Linked DNA regions of Homo sapiens: region 1 is linked to region 2. Evidence: read pairs that join two places in POLR2A ChIA-PET (ENCODE). Cell type or tissue: Caco-2. All regions are shown on one strand. Links, peaks and the distances in the headings refer to the core of each region. The heading gives the core; the rest is flanking DNA.

Region 1 (5,373 bases), core at 313-5,312, 630 kb after region 2:
GCCCTGGAGAGCTGGTTCTGGGCTGGAACCTGAGAGTGAAGCCACTGGAGGCTGTGTAATTTGTAGGTGAGTCACTCAGTCACCTAAGCCTGGCCCTCCCCTCTGCACAGGGTGCTAGCCATACCTAGCAGACTGCTGTGAGTTCACCTGAGCAAGACACCTGCACACAGTGGTGCTCAGAAAAAGCTAATAATTCCTTATTGGAATGAGACAGGCCTGGCATGGTGGCTCATGCCTGTAATCCCAGCACTTTGAGAGGCTGAGGCAAGCAGACTGCTTGAGCCCAGAAGTTTGAGACCAGTCTGGGCAACATGGCAAAACCCTATCATCTCTATGAAAAATACAAAAATAATTAGCTGGGCATGGTTGTTCAGGCCTGTAATCCCAGGTACTCGGGAGGCTGAAGTAGGAGAATCACTTGAATCCGGGAGGCAGAGGTTGCAGTGAGCCGAGATCACGCCACTGCACTCCAGCCTGGGCAACAAAGTGAGACTCCATGTCAAAAAAAGAAAAGAGGCCAGGAGCAGTGGCGCATGTCTGTAATCCCAGCACTTTGGGAGGCCGAGGTGGGTGGACCACAAGGTCAGGAGTTCAATACCAGCCTGGCCAAGATGGTGAAACCCCATCTCTACTAAAAATATATAAAAAAAAAAAATTAGCCAGGCATGGTGGTAAGTGACTATAATCCCAGCTACTTAGGAGGCTGAGGCAGAGAATTGCTCAAACCCAGGAGGTGGAGGTTGCGGTGAGCCGAGATTGCGCCACTGCACTCCAGCCTGGGAGACAGAGCGAGACTCCGTTTCAAAAAAAAAAAAAAAAAAAGGAAAAAAGAAAGAAAAGACCCCAGGACCATACATATTTACAGCTCAGTATTAACTAACCTTAATGAAATATGATTTTATTTAAAATGGTCAAGGTAAAGGAAAAAAAAGAGTAGTGACTTTCTTCAAGTAATTTTATGGTATAATATCAAAGCTTGATATAGTTAATACATTTCATCTAATATAGGAATGAGAATGCTTATAAAGCAGACGTCATTTTATGTACCATTACAAATACACTGCCAATTAAACAGACTTTCTCAACAAAAGACTGTTGTTGACGAGGTCACTTCCATTAGACACACAAAATGGTTTGTTTTTGTTTTCATTTGTTTTTGTTTTTTGAGACAAGGTCTCGCTCTGTCGCCCAGGCTAAATGCAGTGGCCTGAGAATGATAATGTGCCTGCTTTTCCATTTCCTGTGTTGTTTCCACTGCGTTAACAAAAGAGCCTTAAAACACAAAGCACTGGCCGGGCCCAGTGGGTCACGCCTGTAATTCCAGCACTTTGGGAGGCCGAGGTGGGTGGATCACCTGAGATCAGGAGTTCGAGACCAGCCTGATCAACATGGAGAAACACCGTCTCTACTAAAACTACAAAATTAGCCGGGCGTGATGGCGCATGACTGTAATCCCAGCTACTCGGGAGGCTGAGGCAGGAGAATCGCTTGAACCCGGGAGGCAGAGGTTGCAGTGAGTCGAGATCGCGACATCGCACTCCAGCCTGGGGAGCAAGAGCGAAACTCCTTCTCAAAAGAAAACAAAACAAAACAAACACCGAGCACTCATCTAGGGGCGCCTGTTTCATTGGCCTTAGACTGTGGTGCCTGCTGGTCCCCGACCTCACGAGGGCGTCTCTGTGTTCCTCCTCCTTTCCCCGTACCAGGGTCAGCCCCAGGTGTCCCGGAGATGCAGCCCCAGGTGTCCCAGAGATGTCCTCATCGCGGACGTGGCCCCAGGTGTCCTCAGGTGTCTCGAAGCCATGGCCCCTCCTGGGTGGGTCCTGAGGAGAGAAAACTCCGTCCTCACAGTCCTCACACCCAGGGATGCCGCTGTACGGATCAGACGCAGTTCTACTGTGGCGCTCCGGGTTTGGCCGGGCCCCCTAATGGCAGCCGTGGAGAATCCCTGAAAATTAGCGTTTGGATTTTTCCATGCCGTGATTTTGGAAATTTCAACTGACATGGAGCCCACCATCCCGTGCCCCGATCGAAACCCATGGAGACAGCAAGCAAAGAAGATGGCCAGTTCACGCCTGTAATCCCAGCACTTTAGGAGGCCGAGGCAGGAGGATCACTTGAGCTCAGTGAGTTCGAGACCAACCTGGCCAACATGGTGAAACCCCCGTCTCTACTAAAAATACAAAAAAAAAAAAAAAAAAAAAAATTAGCTGGGCGCCGTGGCGCACAACTGTATGTAGTCCCAGCTACTTGGGAGGCTGAGGGAGGAGAATCGCTTGAGCCCAGGAAGCGGAGGTTGCAGTGAGCAGAGATTGCACACCTGCACTCCATCCTAGTCGACAGAGTGAGGCTTCCTCTCAAAAAGAAAGAGGGCAGGGCATGGTGGCTCACACCTGTAATCCCAGCACTTTGGGAGGCCGAGGCGGGCAGATCACGAGGTCAGGAGATTGAGATCATCCTGCTCAACGTGGTGAAACCCCGTCTCTACAAAACATATAAAAATTAGCTGGACATGGTGGCCTGCTCCTGTAGTGCCAGCTTTGGGAGGCTGAGGTAGGAGAATCGCTTGAACCATGGAGGCAGAGGTTGCAGTCAGCGGAGATTGCGCCACTGCACTCCAGCCTGGGTGACAGAGCGAGACGCCGTCTCCAAAAAAAAAAAAAAAAAAAAAAAAACAAAAAGCAAAAAACAAAATCAAAAACAAACATCCAGCACTGATCCCAGGGGCCTGTTTCCTCGGCCTCAGGCTGATCTCCCGACAGCGTCTCCGCGTTCTTCCTCCTCTCCCGGTACCAGGGTCTCTTCCCAGAAAGAAACTCACATCCGTAACCTGCATCTTGGCCTGCACTGGGGGTGACCCGCCCAAGCCTCCATGAAGGGGAATCTCCTACAAAGTGAGGTCCTGCTACAAAGTGCACGACGGGAAATGCAGCCGCGCTCGCTCCGCCACACTCACAGCGGGGGCGGGAAGCCTTTTCCTCACCTTGGCCTCGGCCCCAAGTGGTGTCCCGGAGATGCAGCAGCGTCTCCCAGTCCTCACCGCGGACGCCGCCCCAGGTGTCCCCAGGTGTCCCCAGGTGTCTCGAAGCCGCGGTCTCTCCCATGCGGGTCCTGGGGAGAGGAAGCTCAGTCCTCATAGTGGCCGCAAAGTGACTGCCGCTGTGTGGATGAGACGCGGTGCGTGCACGGCGCCCCGAGTTGCCAGGGGCCATGCGCCCCCTTGCGGCAGCCATGGGGAGTCTCTGAAAATCAGCGTCTAGATTTTTCCAGGCTGTGGATTTTGGAAATTACGACTGAAATGGAGCCCACCATCCCATGCCTTGATCGGAACTCATGGAGCAAGGAAGCAAAGAAGATGGCCAGTTCATGCCTGTAATCCCAGCATTTTGGGAGGCTGAAGCGGGCGGATTACTTCAGGTCCAGAGTTTGAGACCAGCCTGGCTAACATGGTGAAACCGCGTCTATACTAAAAATACAAAAATTAGCTGGGCATGGCGGCACGTGCCTGTAATCCCAGCTACTCAGGAGGCTGAGGCAGGAGGATTGCTCGAACCCAGGAGGCGCAGGTTGCAGTGAGCCAAGATCATGTCACTGCACTCCAACCTGGGTGACAGAGCCAAACTCCATCTCAAAAAAAAGATGGCCAGTAGGCAAAACTTAATTGATTTTCTTTCTTTTCTCTTTAAGAGACAGGGTCTCGCTCTGTCACCCATGCTGAAGTGCAGTGGTGTAATCACAGCTCCCGAGTTCAGCCTCCAGCTCCCGGGTTCAAGAAATTCTCCAGCCTCAGCCTCCCAACACACTGGGATTACAGGTGTGAACAACTGTGTCCGGCACCACCTGATTTTCCTTTATTTATTATTTTATTTTTTATGGGCGGGGCAGGTCTAACTATGTTGCCCAGGCTGGTCTAGAACTCCCAAGCTCAAATGATCCTCCCAACTAGGCCTCCCAAAGTGCTAGGATTACGGGCGTGAGCCACCACACACTGCCTGATTTTCTTTCTATCATCAGCAATAATGTATAGGAATAATTTGAACTTGAAATTTGAAAAAAATACCATTTACAATAGCATTCCCAAAATTTAATTTATTAGGTATAAATCTAACAAAATACATACAAATATGCATTCAGAAAACTTTAGATCACGGTTGAGAAGAATAAAAAATATTAAATAAATGCAGATACTCCTTGTTTAGGAGCAGTACACTCATTATTGTTAGCTTTACCACAAAGCTAAAGCAATGAAGAGAGTGATATTGGTGAAGGAATGGACAAACAGCTCAACAGAACACAATACAGAACCCAAAAAACCCGAGTAAATACATTCAATTGATTTTGTCAAAGGGGCAAAAGCAATTCACTGGGGAAAGAAAAGTCTGTTCCACAAATGGCAATAGACAATCGGAAACCATACGGAAAACACTGAATGTGGACAAAAACTTCATAGCTCACCCCCAAAAAATCACTCAAGATAGTCTGTAGCCTTAAATGATCAAATATAAAATTGTAAAAGTTTTATAGAAGAAAATCCACGTGACTTTGGGTTGGTGATGAGTTCTTAGATACAATACCAAAAGCCAGTCCATAAAAGAAAAAAAATGATAATTTGGACATCATTAAAATTTAAAATGACTACTCTGTGAAATATCCTGCTAAGAGAATCAAAAAATAAGGCACACACTGAGAGAAAATATTTATAAAACAAGCCTGAAAAAAAGACTTGCATGCAAAATATACAAAGACATTCTAATACTCAACAAGAAGAAAAACAACCCAATTAAAAGATAAAGACATGGAATAGGAACAGCTCCAGTCTACAGCTCCCAGCCTGAGTGACGCAGAAGATGGGTGATTTCTGCATTTCCAACTGTGGTACTGGGTTCATCTCACTGGGGCTTGTCAGACAGTGGGTGCAGCCCACCAAGCTTGAGCCGAAGCAGGGCGAGACATCGCCTCACCCGGGAAGCACAAGGGGTCAGGGAATTCCCTTTCCTAGCCAAGGGAAGCTGTGACAGATGGCACCTGGAAAATAGGGTCACTCCCACCCTAATACTGCGCTTTTCCAACGGTCTTAGCAAACCGCACACCAGGAGATTATATCCCACGCCTGGCTCGGAGGGTCCCACACCCACGGAGCCTCGCTCATTGCTAGCACAGCAGTCTGAGATTGAACTGCAAGGTGGCAGCAAGGCTGGTGGAGGGGTGCCCGCCATTGCTGAGGCTTGAGTAGGTAAACAAAGTGGCTGGGAAGCTTGAACTGGGTGGAACCCACCACAGCTCAAGGAGGCCTGCCTGCCTCTGTAGACTCCACTTCTGGGGGCAGGGCATAGTCGAACAAAAGGCAACAGAAATCTCTGCAGACTTAAATGT
Region 2 (5,373 bases), core at 284-5,283:
GCATCAAAGTCCTGGGAGGCTCAGCCAGGTCCCCAGAATGCCCGACCAACTCCGAGCCCCGCCAACCCCTAGCTGGGTCCTGCCTCTCAAGAAGACTGCCCTGGTCCTGGGTGGCTCCTGCTGGCTGTGGTAAGGTGGAAGCTGGGACTCCAGTTGCACTGCCAGACCTTCGAGGGTCCCCCACAGACCACCTGGGGCTGACGCATTGGGGGTGAGCAGAAGCCCTGCCTTACTCTTTGTGGACAGAGATTCTTCCCCAAAGCCGCCTCCCGCCAGCTCTGCTCCTTGCCAGGAGGCTGAACAAGAGGAGACCGTTGGAGGCACATCCGTTCTGAATGCATCTCGGGGCGGGCTACCAGCTGCCCCAGCCCACACCTCACCAGGCCCCGCCTGCTGTGGGATGGGCACTCACTTCGCAGGAGCCGGTGCGGGCCACGGGCACCTCAGCCGACTCGTGAGTCAACACGTGGGTGCCGGCAGCAGCCGTGTGGATGTCAGAGGCCTCCAGCTGGGCCCAGGGCTCAAGGCTATGGAAACCGGGGCCATCCGCGTTGGAGGCGTCTGAGCGCTCTTGGGACAGGCTGACCTCCGGGAAGGGCCTGGGTGCCAAGGCGGCCCGGCCGGACTGCTGGGGGACAAGTGCCCATCAGCGTCCTGGGCCATCACACCCCAACCCCATCTCATAGGGCGAAGGGGGTACTCACGGCTGTGGGGCTGGGCGTCTGGACCACTGGAGACACACTGAACCGCACAGGTTTGCTGGAGGCCACCGGGCAAGGGAGAGGCTGTGGCCCCGGCCCCAGGAGGACTAGAACAGAGCAAAGAACCCCAGTGACCCAGGGGCCAGCTGTGCAGATGCCTGGTGAGGGTGACGCCTGGGGAGGGCAGCAGCAAGTGGCCCAGCCTCACCGGCTCTGCAGGACCCACAGCCAGTATCCCCACTTCCACCCTAGGCCCTGAAAGTCTCCTCTTCCAGCTAGAAAGCTTGGGGCCCCCGGGTACCCCTCACACAGACTTCCCACCCTCGTGGTTCTGGGAACTCGGACAACCTACGGGCTTCCCTGGGTCCCTGCACCAGCTGCAGCCAGCACACCACTGGGTCCTTTCCCAGCCCTGCCCTCTCCTACCGAGCCCCACGCACCCTACAGGCCTTAACCTGGGTCCCCGCTGACCCCCCAGACCCACCTGCCTCAGGAGGGGAACAGCTCTTCTCAATCGGCTTGGAAGGCACTTTCAAGCTCTCACTTGGAAACCTTGGCAGGCAGAGGGAGAGTCAGTGTCTGGGGGCCCAAGGGCCACCCACCCTCCCACCACCGAGGCCTCCCTCGAAAGAAGCAGAACCACTCACCGGACGTGGATGTAGCGGTCATGCCAGCTCTCTCCCTTGGGCACAGGGAATGCCATTTCCCGAGGCATAGGAGTCACGGGCAGCTTTGCCCACTGGGCCCCAGAGATGGCTACAAGGAGCAGGGTTGTTCCAGGTCAAGGGAGGCTGTTTAGCCACCTGAACACAGGGCACCCGCCAAGGCACTGCCACGCCACCAGCCCAGCCACCGCCCCACCCCAGGGCTGCCTCTGGGATGGGTTCTGACCCCAGGGCTGCCTCTGGGATGGGTTCTGGCCAGAGCTCAGAGACAGCACAGCTCGAGCACTGTATTTTCCCAAGCACCCTGGACTTGGGCCTCTCCAGGGCTGAGAGCATGGGTGAGATATGGAGTGGGGAGTGCAGGTGCGGCCCTCACCAGGCTCAAAGCACAGGTCACTGGTGTACAGGTTCCTGACCAGCAGGCTGGCGCACAGCCTGATGCTCTTGAGATGGCCGTAGCACCGGTTCAGGTAGACCAGGAGAACGTCCTGCAGATCGAGCTGCAGGCAGGTCCAGCGGGCTCCGGAGGGGGCCAAACCCACCAGATCTGCAGGATGGGCACTCAGGGTCAGCGCCCACCCTCCTGACAGCCCGCGACTCCCAGAACTGTGAGCTTGTGCCCCCGCCAGGTTGTCCTCCAGGCCGCAGAGGAGCCTCACTGGGCCTGCACCAACTCCCTCCAGCCACCTGTCCTGGATCATCCACACCCCATCTTGGTGTCACCTCTCTGAGGTGTCCTGGCCTCCAGGACCAAGGGAAACTGGAGCCACGTGGCCGTAGACTTAAACTCCTTGAAGAGGTTGGAGAAAGACACACGGATGACTTGGTTGTCCTGTGGGGACGGAGCAGGGCCGTGAGGAGACAGGGGCCGCAGGGGTGCCGGGGCTCCCACGCAGCCCCCAGCCGCGGGCTCCGTACCTTGGAGGACACATCGAGGTGGATGACGAAGTGCTTGCTGGGCAGGGGCCGAAAGAGCACATACAGGTATCGTCCCGTCAGCCCCAGAGACTGGGTGCTGCTCTTAGGGAGCTGGATGTAGTTGGCGGCAGAGACTGAGCCCCGAATGCGATACACGGCGCCCTTCAGGGTCTTGTCCTGGAGAAGCGGGAGCCCGCATCACCGACAGCACCCAGAAGAAGTGCAGCGGGGGCGAGGGGGCCCTCGGGGGCGGGGCAGCTCTCCTGGGGGCAGGGCAGGGGTGTGGGCTCCGGGCGAGCCCCCGGCCGCCTACCGTGACCACGGCCACGTCCCCCTGCTTGGCGGAGCGCTTCCACTCGTCCACCCGGAAGTGTCTGAAGACGTTGAGGAACGGGTGCTGCCACGCTGCGGGGAGCGGGCGCCGGGCGTCAGGGGACTCGGCCACGCGAGCCGGGGCCACTGCGGGGCTGGGCCGGGCCTCGGGGACCAGGCAGGAGCCGGGGCTCTCCGCGCCTTCCCCGGCGACGCCAACGCCAGCTAGGCTGGCGGGACGAGGCCGGGCGCCCGAGGGAAGCCAAGCTCCGGGAGCCCGAGGGTGGGCGCCCGGCAGACGGGACCCTGCCTGAGCGGGGACTCTGGCCTCAGGGCCTAGGCGGGGGCCCTGAGCGCTCCGGCCGCCGACCCTGGACCCCGGAACCCCGGAACCCGGGATCCTCGGGACCCCCGCCAGCCGCGCGCTACCTCGGGCCATGGCGCCGCCGCTCGAGCTTCCCGCCTAGGCCTCCGCGCGCCCAGCGCAGAGTACGCCCCGCGACGCCAGGCAACGGCTGCCTGGCAACGGTGCCACTTCCGCCATTACTTCCGCCGTCATGGCGGCGCCCTGGCCACGTGACCTCCCCGGTGGGAGTACCCCGCTCACGTCAGCGGCCTCCAGGGTTGCTCCAGCCGCGAATCCCGCTGCCCTTTGCCCCGCGGGCCTCCCAAGGCAGCCCCCTGTTAGCCCGACCGGCTTCGAAGCCCGCGCCGGTTGCGGATCCTCCGCCGCGCCCACCTGTCAGCGCCTCGGCCGGCCGGGGCTCCCGCCGCATGCAAGCAGCGAGGCGAGGTCGCGCTGAGGCCTGGCCATGCCACGGACGGCCGGGCCTCACCCTGCCGCTCTCTCGCCGTCCAGAGGCCCCTGCTCCACACCTGGGTACCCTGGGTCCTGACTCAGGTGGGCTGGGTCATCCCCGTCCATCAGGGAAGGTAGTGCGGGCGCCCGCGGAGGGGCTGGTTCCCACGTTCGTCCTATCAGGTTCCCCACGTACTCCTTCGCCCAGTGTCCTGCGGCCGGGCCCGGCGGATTCAGAATGGGACCTGGCGTTCTGAGACACAGCCCCAGTGCCGGTAGTGGGGGGTGGTGGACTGCACTCCGGGGCCATTTAATGTCTTTAGGCCTTGAGTCTCGGCTTCGGTCCCAGTCAACGCCAACGGGAGAGGAAAGAGGAACCAAGTGGGGTCCCCAGACTTCCAAGCAAGGTGGGCTGGCTAACGTCCCTCCTACCTGTCGCAGGGCAGCTGGGTGAGAAGCTAACGGCTTGAAGGAACAGGGCTACAAGGGGAGTTTGTGCTGGGCCTGGCGTCCCAGGCTGTGGACTGGAACTGGACATGAGAACCCCCCCTACACCCTCCCAAGTCAAAGACACTCCAAAAAGACAGTTTCTCCACTTTATTAGCCTGGAGCTCCTCCCTGCCAGCCCCAGGGGCTGGTCGCTGGTCCCTGGGCACAGTGAGCAGGGCTGAGGTCAGACGGGTTCGGCCCTTGGCCATGGCAGCTTGGTTGGGACAGCCGGGCCAAGGGAAAAAAAGGTGCAAAAGTCCAAATGCTGGCACTTCAGGTGTGGCCGGCACCCAGCCAGGCGCAGTGGGTGGGCAGGGCGCCATGCTTCTCTCCTGGCGACAGGTCGGCCGTGTAGCAGCGCCCCCTCCCAGCAGCCACTAGGAACAGCTGGTGATTCTCGCCAGGAACTGCTGCGCCCACCACTCGTCTAGGTCAATGGGCACAAAGTCTGTGGGCAGAGAAGGCTGGGCAGTGATGCTGCCTCCCAGGCCAGCCGGCAAGTCTCCCCTGGAGCTAACCACAAGCCGCTCACCCGGACTCCGAGTGCGGCAGGCGCTGGGAAGAAGGGGTTTCTGCACAAGAGTCCCCTCCCTCATCCCCTGGGGTGGGAACCTGGCAGGGCCTGGGTCAGGATCAGAGGGGCTGGGGGGTCTCTCCTGGGGGGACAGGGTTGGGGGGCTCACTCTGCAGCCGGGGATTGGGGGTCCTCTCCACGTACTGCACAGGCCTTGGCCCGCCCTCACCGGCTGGGCCACCATCCAGCTGCTGTTGCACCTGCTGCCAGGCTGTGGGAGGAGGGCAGTCGGGCTGAGCCAGGTCCCAGGCACCCCATCGCCCACCCAGGGCCTGATGGTCACCCTGGACTCCAGCCCCACACAGGGCTGGTCACAGGACACAAGGGCAGAGTGCCAAGGAAAAGCACAGCCATGCAGCGGCTGTGGGTCAGCTTGAAGTGGGGCCATCCCGGGTCCATGGTTTTGCGACCCAGCAGCCTATGCCGCACCCTCTGGCCCCGCTCGCTACCTTCGGACACAAAGCGGACATTCTCCTCGTGGGCCACTGTGTAGGTCTCCTGGGTCCCCTCGAAGGATGGGGACGTGGAGGGGGCCCGCCGGCCATTCACACGATTGAACACAAGCCTTGGCCCTGGACTGCAGGAAGGGAGGAGACGGACATGGTTGGTGCCCATCCCAGGTGCGGTGCTGCCTGGCAGAACTCAGGAGCAGCCCCGGGCCAGCCCACTTTCCCCAGACTTGGCCAGCCTAGGCACTTCCTGAACCAGAGAGAGCAGCCACCCACAGCAGCCGGTGGCCCAGGCCTCTCTTGCAGTCCCCAAGCCATCGGCAGCTCAGCTCACACCTGCAGCCCTGTGTCCTGAGGGAAGTGAGTGACTGTAGGGTGGGGGCCTCAGTCTTAGAGTGTCCCAAACCTTTGGTCGGGCCCCACTCAGTACCCCTCCCCGAGGGTCTTGCAGGTGCCCATGCTGCCA

What was found. Peaks named below come from ENCODE experiments on the same cell type or tissue, not always from the same donor. Only the 100,000 strongest peaks of a DNase experiment are listed, where the experiment ranks them.
Region 1: POLR2A ChIA-PET joins it to region 2 with 8 read pairs; 1 of 35 experiments calls an interaction of 5 or more read pairs at or near these places.

Annotation. Positions count from the first base shown.
Region 1 is chr16:20,696-26,068 of GRCh38, reverse strand. It overlaps WASIR2 (WASH and IL9R antisense RNA 2), which reads right to left and starts at 3,153. Exons shown (of 2, transcript NR_130735.1): 1 at 2,984-3,153; 2 at 955-1,823. In Caco-2, for the core only: no CTCF peak of the experiment used is centred there; a DNase peak (open chromatin) is centred at 2,941; H3K4me3 peaks cover 276 bases.
Region 2 is chr16:647,079-652,451 of GRCh38, reverse strand. MCRIP2 (MAPK regulated corepressor interacting protein 2) reads right to left here. Exons shown (of 5, transcript NM_138418.4): 3 at 4,908-5,035; 4 at 4,568-4,669; 5 at 3,978-4,332. The coding sequence ends at 4,262. WDR90 (WD repeat domain 90) reads right to left here and starts at 3,087. Exons shown (of 41, transcript NM_145294.5): 1 at 3,026-3,087; 2 at 2,598-2,689; 3 at 2,285-2,461; 4 at 2,090-2,198; 5 at 1,743-1,913; 6 at 1,349-1,457; 7 at 1,186-1,253; 8 at 705-808; 9 at 413-625. The coding sequence starts at 3,035. LOC105371038 (a long non-coding RNA gene) reads left to right here and starts at 3,139. Exons shown (of 2, transcript NR_135177.1): 1 at 3,139-3,497; 2 at 3,837-3,994. RefSeq lists silencers at 2,713-2,842, 2,953-3,052 and enhancers at 2,228-3,050, 4,473-4,522. In Caco-2, for the core only: no CTCF peak of the experiment used is centred there; a DNase peak (open chromatin) is centred at 3,191; H3K4me3 peaks cover 2,180 bases.